2 separate regions of the Homo sapiens genome follow, and region 1 is linked to region 2. The links are chromatin contacts, found by Hi-C or POLR2A ChIA-PET in ENCODE. All regions are on one chromosome and are shown on one strand. The core of a region is the stretch at or near the end of the contact, and the rest is flanking DNA. Distances in the headings are between cores, read along the strand shown.

The links. Hi-C counts contacts between places; a loop is a spot of excess contacts on that map. ChIA-PET counts read pairs that join two places held with the same protein, here RNA polymerase II (POLR2A). Pooled maps may share reads with other maps.
Region 1: a pooled map shows a loop between it and region 2 (2.4-fold over the local background). The contact joins two enhancer-like sites. A Hi-C loop is called at or near these places in 4 of 50 pooled maps. POLR2A ChIA-PET finds 5 or more read pairs at or near these places in 2 of 52 experiments (PC-3 and activated CD8-positive, alpha-beta memory T cell).

What each region holds. Positions count from the first base shown.
Region 1 is chr6:38,568,827-38,574,218 of GRCh38, forward strand. All of the region lies in intron 6 of BTBD9 (BTB domain containing 9), which reads right to left. Among named protein-coding and RNA genes, the nearest start is that of BTBD9, 68 kb to the right of the region's middle. Within about 2 kb of position 3,530, at least 6 of the 41 ENCODE cell types and tissues checked have a DNase peak (open chromatin) inside an H3K27ac peak, as active enhancers do.
Region 2 is chr6:38,426,209-38,431,620 of GRCh38, forward strand. All of the region lies in intron 6 of BTBD9 (BTB domain containing 9), which reads right to left. Among named protein-coding and RNA genes, the nearest start is that of BTBD9-AS1, 53 kb to the right of the region's middle. Within about 2 kb of position 1,788, at least 2 of the 41 ENCODE cell types and tissues checked have a DNase peak (open chromatin) inside an H3K27ac peak, as active enhancers do.

The DNA.
Region 1 (5,392 bases), core at 2,280-4,779, 140 kb after region 2:
ACGTAATTTATACTTCTTCGCAGGGAGTCTTTTAATCTTAAAGAAAGAAGTTTTAAAAGCGACAGCTTTAACTAAAACCAAGTAACTCCTAGATACCTTACACAGTTATACAAGGTAACACAGAAAGAGAAGATTGTCATTTATGTATGTTCTCTGAGCTTAGGGACATAGGTAGGAATTACGGGTGGGTAGATGGTAAACAGACAATTTTGATTAGTGAGACAAAAAAAGGTATTCTTTGTAAGAACCAAGAATGATGCTATAGAAGCAGAAGAACCTAATGATGGAGAGCTTTGAGAGAAGGGTTTAGATTTGGCCAAGTCCAATGTAGAGTCTACCTTAGGTAAGTGTCCTGAATACACATTATTTTGCCTGGAAGGGCAAAAACTATATCATGAAATTCTTGACAGCGGCCACTGTGTCTTGTTCATCTTTTTATGTCTGGCACCTAAATGAGGTGCCTACAATATAGCACGTGTTCAATAAATGTTTCTTGCGTGAATGTCTGAATGAATAAATCCCATAAGTAATAAAGTAGTATTCAGAAGAAAAATATGAGAAAAAAGATGTTTGATGATCAACATAGAAGGTGCTACCTGAACTTAATCCTGGGCCTAACTGCTTGGGAAGCAACTGTTAGCAGAGGCAAATATAGTTTTTGCCCTTTCAGAATGAAAAACAGGCAATGGCTATTTGTGGTAATAACAACAGGTGATTAATGTTAGTAACATCATCTCATGCAATAAGCTTATTAGGACACTAATTTATATTCTAAAATTATAAAATACAATGCAAAGGAAAAGGGCAATCCTGTTCTGTTTTCTCACACAAAAGAAGCTCAACATGTTATTATCCTCTAAACAAAACAAAACAAAGAAGCTTGGATTCAATTGAATAACTTAAGGACAAACAGTCATTTCTCAAAGGTCTTACTGAATATAAAACATGGCGGGGTTTTGGGGGATTTTTTTGCTATTGTTGTTGTGTTTTCCCCCTAATAAAAGGGTTCTAGATGAAAATAATAAACAGAAAATTTCCCAACTAAAAAAAAAAAGCAACTCAAGGTGTGAAGAGATCTTGTAAATAAAAATTTCCTAATATATGGAATTTGTTTCTAAACACAGTTTAATGAAAACAAGCTAGGATTCAAGAATATTAGGTTCACTCTATAATAATACTCTAAAATGATCTTATGGAGAACTAAGGGGCAGGAAAATTCGAAGCTCTACAAACAAACTGACAAAACATACCTAGATAAAGGATTGCTGCACTCCCTTTGGAGCATTTTAAAACAGAAAATATCCCCGGTTGTTCATCATCATTATTAGTATAATGTGTGTGTAGTCTGGGTGGCTGTGACCAGCACTAGTAGAATTTGGCCACAGCAGGTCCTCCCCTACAGGATTGCTGGAAACTGCTCCTTCCAAAGAGGTAGTAAGAGCTTCTTCAGGGCTCAATGCCTCCTTCTCCTACTCTAAGGTAGAGCTATTTCTTTACCTTGATTCTTGCATCAGCAATGTAATGTGGAGTCAGGCAGACCTGGTTACAAATTTAGCTTTTCTAAGGCTCAATTTCCTCACCTATAAAATTAAGTAGCGGTTTTTCTCCTACAGGACTATTGTAAGAATTACACAAGGTAATGAGATGTGCCTGACCCACAGAAGATACTCAATAAATGTTAGACTGTTCCCTTCCTACCACTTCTGAGGTCCTGTAACCTCATTTCTCTTTATCCTCATTCCTCTTTTCTTCTGTTTTCTGATTCCTTTTACATATTTAGAGAATCTATCTCCTATCTCCTTTGAGTTACTCCTCTCTTTCAAAATTCCAAAGGAAGGTTAAAAAATATATATATTTGCATGAAACTGAATAGCTGGACTACAGAAGCCCACATTTCTCCTATGCCTTGCAGATGACAACTCAAGAACTAGCTAGCAAGCACCAAAATATATACCTCTGGACTTTGGACATAATTAACGCTCCACATCAGCAGAAAGACTTAAATAGTACAAATAGTTTCACATGTTATTTCACAAATCACAGACTTTCAGAACAATTTATATTTAAATATGATGGTGTAAAAAAGCAATTTTTAAATTCTCTTTAGCTTCGAGTAAAATTGTTATAATTTAGTGACACCATGTGGCTACACTTTGCTTTGCATTCTTAGAAGAAAATGTTCCTCTATGAGGGTTGCTCTTGCTAGTTCAATTGTAATATCAAGGTTGTAGGTAGATGGACAACTCAAACTAAGTATGAACTAAAAAGATAACTTTTTAAAAAATGAAACTAATCCTGTTTCTTTTACATCTGAATAAGGCATTTCTTGAATTGTGAAGCTCTTCAGTCATAAGAAGAAAGTAAAGGCTCAGTATTATTCTAGCTAGGATTCTAAAGCAATCTAGTGAACACTGAATAATGTAAGAGTGTCTACCTTTAAAAGTAAATAGATACATCAATGCCCAGTTATGGGCAGAGGTGTAGGGAACAAAAGAGAAATGAAAGAAGACATATGTTATACAAGTGTTAATATAGCAGGGAAAGAATGCTTCCATAAATAGCAATGCTTATTTTCTCATTTATTTTATGTAGATCTATAGCACTATGTAAGTACTATAATCTAATGAGAATAGGTGAAAAAAAATTATGCTGTATCTATTGACACCAGGAATGAGGGGGGCCTAGAATGTATAGTAGCAATAAATGAGATTAAAATGCCATATACCAAAACACAGTAAAGTTAGAGTATTCCTCTAATGAGGTCTCCCACAGTAGACCAGCTACTGCCAAATAACATTCAATGTACACCAAAGAAAATATTTAGATGTTGTGTAAATATCTAAAACAATGGGCCAGGCATGGTGTCTCACACCTGTAATCCCAGCACTTTGTGAGGCTGAAGCAGTCAGATCGCTTGAGTCCAGGAGTTGAAGACCAGCCTGGGCAACATGGCAAGGCCCCATCTCTACTAAAAATAGAAAAAACTAGCTGAGTGTGGTGACACATGCCTGTAGTCCCAGCTACTCAGGAGGGTGAGGTAGAAGAATCATTTGAGCCCAGCAGGCAGAGGTTGCAGTGAGCCAAGATTGCACTACTGCACTCCAGCCTGGGTGACAGAGCAAGCCCATCTAAAAAACAAAGAAACAATCACACACACACACACACACACAAAACCAAAAACAAATAAAACAATGACCAGAAAATATCACCCCCTTCATCTCAGCTTAAAACACCTACCCCCCATCTCTGGCCTTTTCTAACCATCCTATTTAAAATAATCCTTCTCCCCTGACTTCTGTTACTATCACAGTACCATCTTTGCAACACTTATAATTATGTGATGTGCTTATTATTTGTTTGTTTTAATCTGTTTCTCCCAAATTCCAAAAGCACAGAAACCTTGGCAATCTTCTTCAGTGTTGTGGCCTCAATATCAAGTACAACAATAGCATAAAGTAGGCGCTTATTTGTTGAATGGGTGAGTGACGAATGAATACATAAAATCTATTTCCTTAGCTGGTGAAGCATGCCTAAATTTCCTGTTGTAAGTGAAAGTAGAACCATTCTAGTGAGATGTTTATCATCACTTACGGCCTCTAATGTGACTACAACAACCAGAAGACAGCCTAGCAGATGCTCTATGATACCCTTTCTTTTTTCTATGACACATATGGCACACACAATTTCTCATTCTAAGAAAAGAAGAAAAAGGAGGGAAGTGAACTACAATAATTAAAATACTTTCAGCAAGAATCAAAGAAATCAGTGGAACTGAGTAGGGTATATGCTAGAATCCAGCTCATCATAAATATGGCTGATCACATTAGGATAGCAAGAAATGATTATCAAATAAATGACTTTAATCAACTGACTATCCCTACCTGAAAAGATCTATGCAAAATATCCTGACTGTATTAAATACTTAAGATATAAGGCTTAAAAAAAAAAAACAAGTAGTGGAAAAAATATATATATATACATAAAAGTTTAACATACTTTAATATTAGAGTGAGGAATAATCTTCTAATCATAATACCAAGCCAGAAATCATTTAAAAGACTGACAGATTTGAATACATTTTTTAAAAAGTAAAATTCTATATGGCAAAAAGTACCAATAAAACACTAAAAATGCGTTAACAAATTTCATATATGACAGGCAAAAGGATAATGTCATATATATATATGTATTGATACAAAGTTCTCACAAGACAAAAAGAAAACTATCTCAGAAGAAAAATATGCAGAAGACAAAAACAGGCTTTTCATAAATAAGAAATTAACAAATGGCCAGTATTAAAAGATACTTTAACTCACCAATAAAGAAATTCAAAGTAAAATAGGATTTTTGTTTTAAACAAATTATGTATTACATTGGCAAAACGGTGACAGTGTCTGCATTGGTGAAGGTTCACAGAAAGGGGCATTTTTACATGCAATTGGTAGAAATTGAGTACAACATTTCCAGATGGCAAGTTTTATCAATATTTAAAATATATACATTATAACTTTATAATGAGAGATATTTCCATTTTGATAATTTTTTAAAAAAGGAAATAAAGAAAGAAACCGTTTTGTATTAACCAAGTTCATCTCTCCTATGCCAGACTCTAAATTGTCAATTTACACCCATCTCAACACCCTGTCTGGCCTTGTCTCCAGTAAACAACGCTCCTAATCCTCCTCTAAACTCTGACCAGCCCCTGAAGTAAATACCTCTCCCACCTACGCTCTTGTTCCCTCTCTCAACGGGCATAACCTTGAGAACGTTGCTTTTAGCCCTGCTTTCTTCTCTCTCAACTCCCAGGTTTTAGACCAAGATCCCACTTGCAATTCCAGCCACCAGTCACATGCACACTTTGAATTCTACTTCTATCCATTTTCGCTCATGTTCTAAAGTTTTCTCATTTTTCAGCAATATTATATGGCTGCCAAATTAACAGCACCATGTTGAGGAATAGCTCAAAATTTTAAGAGCACCCCCCAGAGTACTCAATATCCACCATTCATTACTAGTGTTTTCTGTTTAGTACTAGGCTCGATCATCTAAGAAAGCTGTGGAAAGGACTGGGAGAGAGTTTACCAGATAACCAAGAAGACAATTTGAAGGTTACAGATTATGGGTAAAGCGGAAATTGCCTTTCCTGAGAAAGAAAAGGCTGATAAGACATAACATGGTTCTCAAGGCATATGAAAAACTAAACATAAATTGATGAGTCACTTTTCTCCATCTCCAGTTAAAGGCTGAAGAGGATAACTGGTCTAAGCTTTTGGCTACATAGAGCAATCCCCACTTAACTCACGAACATTCCTAAAATGAGTCCAGAAAGGCAAAGCGAACCATTGCTCTGAGTTCATTATCATGGTTGGAATGTTCACACTGGCTTTGAAGC
Region 2 (5,412 bases), core at 538-3,037:
GAAGGCCGCATCCACCTTTAAACACGGGGCTTGCAACTCAGCTCACACCCAACCAATCAGAGAGCTCACTAAAATGCTAATTAGGCAAAAACAGGAGGTAAAGAAATAGCCAATCATCTATTGCCTGACAGCACGGCGGGAGGGACAAGGATCGGGATATAAACCCAGGCATTCGAGCGGGCAACGGCAACCCCCTTTGGGTCCCCTCCCCTTGAATGGGAGCTCTGTTTTCACTCTGTTTCACTCTATTAAATCTTGCAACTGCACTCTTCTGGCCCGTGTTTGTTAGGGCTCGAGCTGAGCTTTTGCTCGCCATCCACCACTGCTGTTTTGCCGCCGTCGCAGACCCACCGCTGACTTCCATTCTTCCGGATCCGGCAGGGTGTCCGCTGTGCTCCTGATCCAGCGAGGCGCCTATTGCCACTCCCGATTGGGCTAAAGGCTTGCCATTGTTCCTGCATGGCTAAGTGCCTGGGTTCGTCCTAATTGAGCTGAACACTAGTCACTGGGTTCCACGGTTCTCTTCCGTGACCCACAGCTTCTAATAGAGCTATAACACTCACTGCATGGCCCAAGATTCCATTTCTTGGAATCCATGAGGCCAAGAACCCCAGGTCAGAGAACACGAGGCTTGCCACCATCTCGGAAGCAGCTTGCCACCATCTTGGAAGCTCTGTGAGCAAGGAACCCTGGTAACAGTATCATGTCTAGACAAAGAGAGAGACCATCCAGCCTCCAGTGTCCCCTGAAATGTCTCAGTGAAGCTTCAATTCCCCATCTCCCCAGATTCCCAGGTAGCGATTCTACGTTCTGTATCCTACATCCTAGGCCTGTAGGACCTCTCTGCCCTCCACAGCACCCTGATACCCATGTCCATTCTCCTGGACAAATAACCAAGAAACCACTGTACCTCTATCCCTTTATGGCAGTGCAGTTCAGCCATAGCTGAATATTAAAATCATCTGAGGAGCTTTAAAAAAAAAAAAAAAGCTGATGCCATGCTGAGTATGGTGGCTCCCACCTATAATCTCAGCTATTCAGGAGGCTCAGGCAGGAGGATTGCTTGAGCCCAGGAGTTTGAGACCAGCCTGGGCAACACAGCAAGACCTCCATTTCGAAAAAGGAAAAGAAAAAAGAAATACCGATAGCAGATGCACCCCAGACCAATTTCATTAGGTTCTCTGTGAGGTGAGCTCTAGGCACTGGGCTTTTGTAAAAGCTCCCCAAATGATTCCAGTGCACAGCTGGAGCTGAGAAAAGTACGCACCAGGGAGCTGGAGCAACCATATACTGCATGGGCTAGCCATGCACAGAAAAGATGCCTCCCTAGAAAGGAAAAGAGGAAATCCCTGCAGCTAGAAATGCTGGAGTTTTGTTTTTCTAACCTGTGTGTCAAAGTATTTGTGTGTGTGCTTATCAGTGAACCAAAAAGATTAAATTATAGTGGTCTCAAAAAACACCCCTGTCAACAATCAAGATAATTATAGGTAATGGAGAACTAACAAAAAGAAGAGAAAATCCACAAAGATCTGTTTCCACTGCATAAAATAAATATGAATTGCATTCTCTTAGGTCAACCATTCTCTACTTGACTAATTATAATGCAGCACAATAACGATGAGGTATGTTATTACCTGTACTGTGTTAACTAGAGTAAGTTTTATTTGATTGCAAGATTAAACTGTTCCTGTATGCTTAACCTTCATAGTTAGTTACTCCTGAACAGTGTAATGTTTGAGGGAACATTGCTCCTGGGCACTAGAAGTGTTAATGTTCAACATTTGCATAAGTCAAGGTACTTTTCTATATTTGCATAAAAAGAGGTAAGCAGGCCCCTTCAAAGGAATGAGGAACAAAGAGCAGCTACTCTGAGGGCTGAAAGTTCTAGGAAGGGAGCTTTTTGGGTGAGGGGGATAACAGTGGGGCAGAACAGGCACCAAAGATTAACGAGATATATCCCTGACATTTGAACATCAAAGGTGCTTCATGAAGGACCTTTTAAAAGGGGACTGAGAAGTTTGAAGTGGTCACTCATGCTTCTTCAGGAGTTGGGCCCTTGAAAGGAAAAGCAGCATTGCAATAGAATAGCACCCTGGTTGAATTGACCACTCCCATCTTTAGGCCCCCAAAAACCTTTGTACACAACTCTATGTTAGCATGTTAGCACTTGCTCTATTAATGCCCCACCCCCACCCACTCCCAACTAAAACTACGTTCTCTGTTGCCCAGGCTGAAGTGAGTGGCATGATCGCGGCTCACTGCAGCCTCGAACTCCTGGGCTCGAGTGATCCGTATTAAAGCATTTTTTTGGCACACTCTATAAGGTCCTTGAAGACACAGGGTCCATGACTTGTTTCTCTTTGTTTTCTCATGCATTCCCAACACCAAGAACAGTGTTTGATACAAAGCTCTCAAAAATGAGTAAATGAATGAACCAATGAATGGTTCCCAAACAACTGTTAAATAATACAGCTTATTCAGGCATTGGAATGATTTTTCGTTTTTTCTTTTTTTTTTTTTTTGAGATGGAGTCTCACTCTGTTGCCCAGGCTGGAGTGCAGTGGCGCGATCTCGGCTCACTGCAAACTCTGCCTCCCGGATTCACGCCATTCTCCTGCCTCAGCCTCCCGAGTAGCTGGGACTACAGGCGCCCACCACGCCCGGCTAATTTTTTGTATGTTTAGTAGAGACGGGGTTTCACCGTGTTAGCCAGTATGGTCTTGATCTCCTGAACTCGTGATCTGCCTGCCTTGGCTTCCCAAAGTGCTGGGATTACAGGCGTGAGCCACTGCGCCCGGCCCCAGAATGATTTTTCATTTGACTCTGTCATCTACTGCATTAGTTCTTTCCACTTGCCTATTATATTTTCTTCTAGGTTTCTGGTCAGGAGAGAGCCAAGAGCAAAATCCAGTGATACCCCATTAGATACTTCATGGGCATCACTGATTCAAGAACCAACAACTGGGCTGGGCATGGTGGCTCACGCCTGTAATCCCAGCACTTTGGGAGGCTGAGGCAGACGGATCACTTGAGGTCAGGAGTTCAAGACCAGCCTGGCCAACATAGTGAGACCCTGTCTCTACTAAAAATACAAAAATTAGCTAGGCGTGGTGGCAGGCACCTGTAATCCCAGCTACTCGGGAGGCTGAGGCAGGAGAATCGCTTGAACCCAGGAGGCGGAGATTGCAGTGAGCCGAGATCGCACCATCGCACTCCAGCCTGGGTGACAAGAGCAAGACTACGTCTCAAAAAAAAAAAAAAAAGAAAGAAAAACGGATTTGAATATAATTTTACCACCCTATTGAGCACCTTGCACACATACGTACTTAAATGTTAACCTATCCTTCCTCTTATTTGCAAAACGTCATAAGAAACTCCATCAAATACTTGGCTAAAATCAAGTTACACTGCATCTACAGTGTTGCTCCAATTTTCCAACAATAAAACCCTAAAGGAAAATCTATTTCGGAATGACTTATTTTCAGAAAATTCAAGTTGGTTACTAGTGTTACGCATTTTTTCTCAAATGCTCAGAAACTATCAGGTTAATTGCTAGTTCTAGAATGACTGCCAGGGACAAAAGCCAAGCCTCTTTGCATAGAGAATTTCTCCTTTTGGGGGAAAAACAATCACATATAATATTAGGCTTCTTGCTAAAAATTATGCTGAATGAAAATTCCAAAATCAGATCTGAAAGTTCTCTGAGCTTCCTGGGATGTAATTCAGCAGAACCTAGAGATCAGAATTAATTTAAAGTGGAAGATACTCATTTAATCTCCCTTTGATTCTCTTACCTACCCTGGGCTCCCATATCTTCTCAAACATGTTTGTTTTTTCCTTTCCTGTTTGAAGACCAAACTCCTTACTGAAGAAAAGTAAAGTAAGGTAGGAGATTATAATTCTGTTTTGTCACTGATAGCAAATAACATCAGATGATTTTTCCTAGGTAGGTACTATCCTTTTCCTTACTTTTTTTCCTTATTATTCAGAATGTGGCTTTAAACTTTTTTATTTTATTTTATTTTTTTAGAAATAGGTTCTCCCTCTGTTGCCCAGGCTGGAGTGCAGTGGCATGATCATAGCTCACTGAAGCTTCGAACTCCTGGGCTCAAGGGATCCTCTTGCCTAACCCTCCCAACTAGCTGGGATCACAGGCTTGTGCCACACCACACCCAACTTATGTTTTATGGGTTTTGTTTAGAGACAGGGTCTCATTATGCTGCCCAGGCTCATCTTGAACTCCTGGCCTCAAGCAATCTTCCCACCTTGGCCTCACAAAGGGCTAGGCATGACCCACCGCAGCTGAAAAAAAAAAATTTTTTTTTGAGACAGGGTCTTGCTCTGTTGCCCAGGCTGGGGTGCAGAGGCATGATCACAGCTCATTGCAGCCTTGAACTTCTGGGCTCAAATGATCCTCCTGCCTAGGCCTCTTGAGTAGCTGGGACTACCCTAAGTATTCCTGGCTAATTTTTGTTTTTTAAATTGTTGTAGAGACAGGGTCTCCCTATGTTGACCAGGCTGGTCTCGAACTCCTGGACTCAAGTGATCCTCCAGCCTCAGTCTTCCAAAGCGCTGGGATTACAGGCATGAGCTACTCCAATAGGATTTTCATTCCCATCACTCCACTGAAATGTTTCCTGACAAGGCTGCTATCAATTAATCCTGTGCCAACCCAATGGTCAGGTCTGTCCTGGTCTTACTCTTCTCAGCGTCATTTGATGTGGTTGACTTCTGTCTTTTAATGCTTTCTATACTTTGCTTTCACAATGCAGTACCCTTCAGGTTTCCCTTCTGTCCTTTGACAGCTCCTTCTCATTTCGTTGTTGACTCTACGCCTTTGTCTTGACCTCCAAAGGTGAAGGGCCCCATTCTTCAGTCTTTGTCTCTCTTCTCTTCTCTCCTCTCTCCATAGGAAATCTCACCCAGTCCCATGGTTTTCAATACCCATCTGTATGCTAATAACTCTCAAAGTTTATCTCCAGTCCTGATTTCTCTCCTGAGTTCCAGACTCATAAATCCTATTGCCTCTTCAATATCTCATGTGGACATACACTAATATTATGATTATGGGTAATAGTAATAATATTAACAGTAGCAGCAACAATAGCTAACATTTACTGAGAACACAGTATGTGTCCAGTTGTGTTTTAAGTGCTTCAGGGCATTAATACATTTAATTTTCATGTAAACCATATAGCATACATACTATTACCAACCCAGTTTCACAGATGAGGAAATTGAAATAATTTGTTCAATATTCCACAAGTAATAAATGCCAGAACCATGCATTTAAAAATTAAGATAGCCTTCAAAAACCCTAGATTCCCATCCCTCAAACCTGCTCCTCCCCATTGTCTTATCTACCATCATTCACACCCTTGCTCAAACAAAAAAATTCTCTCCTAATCTCTA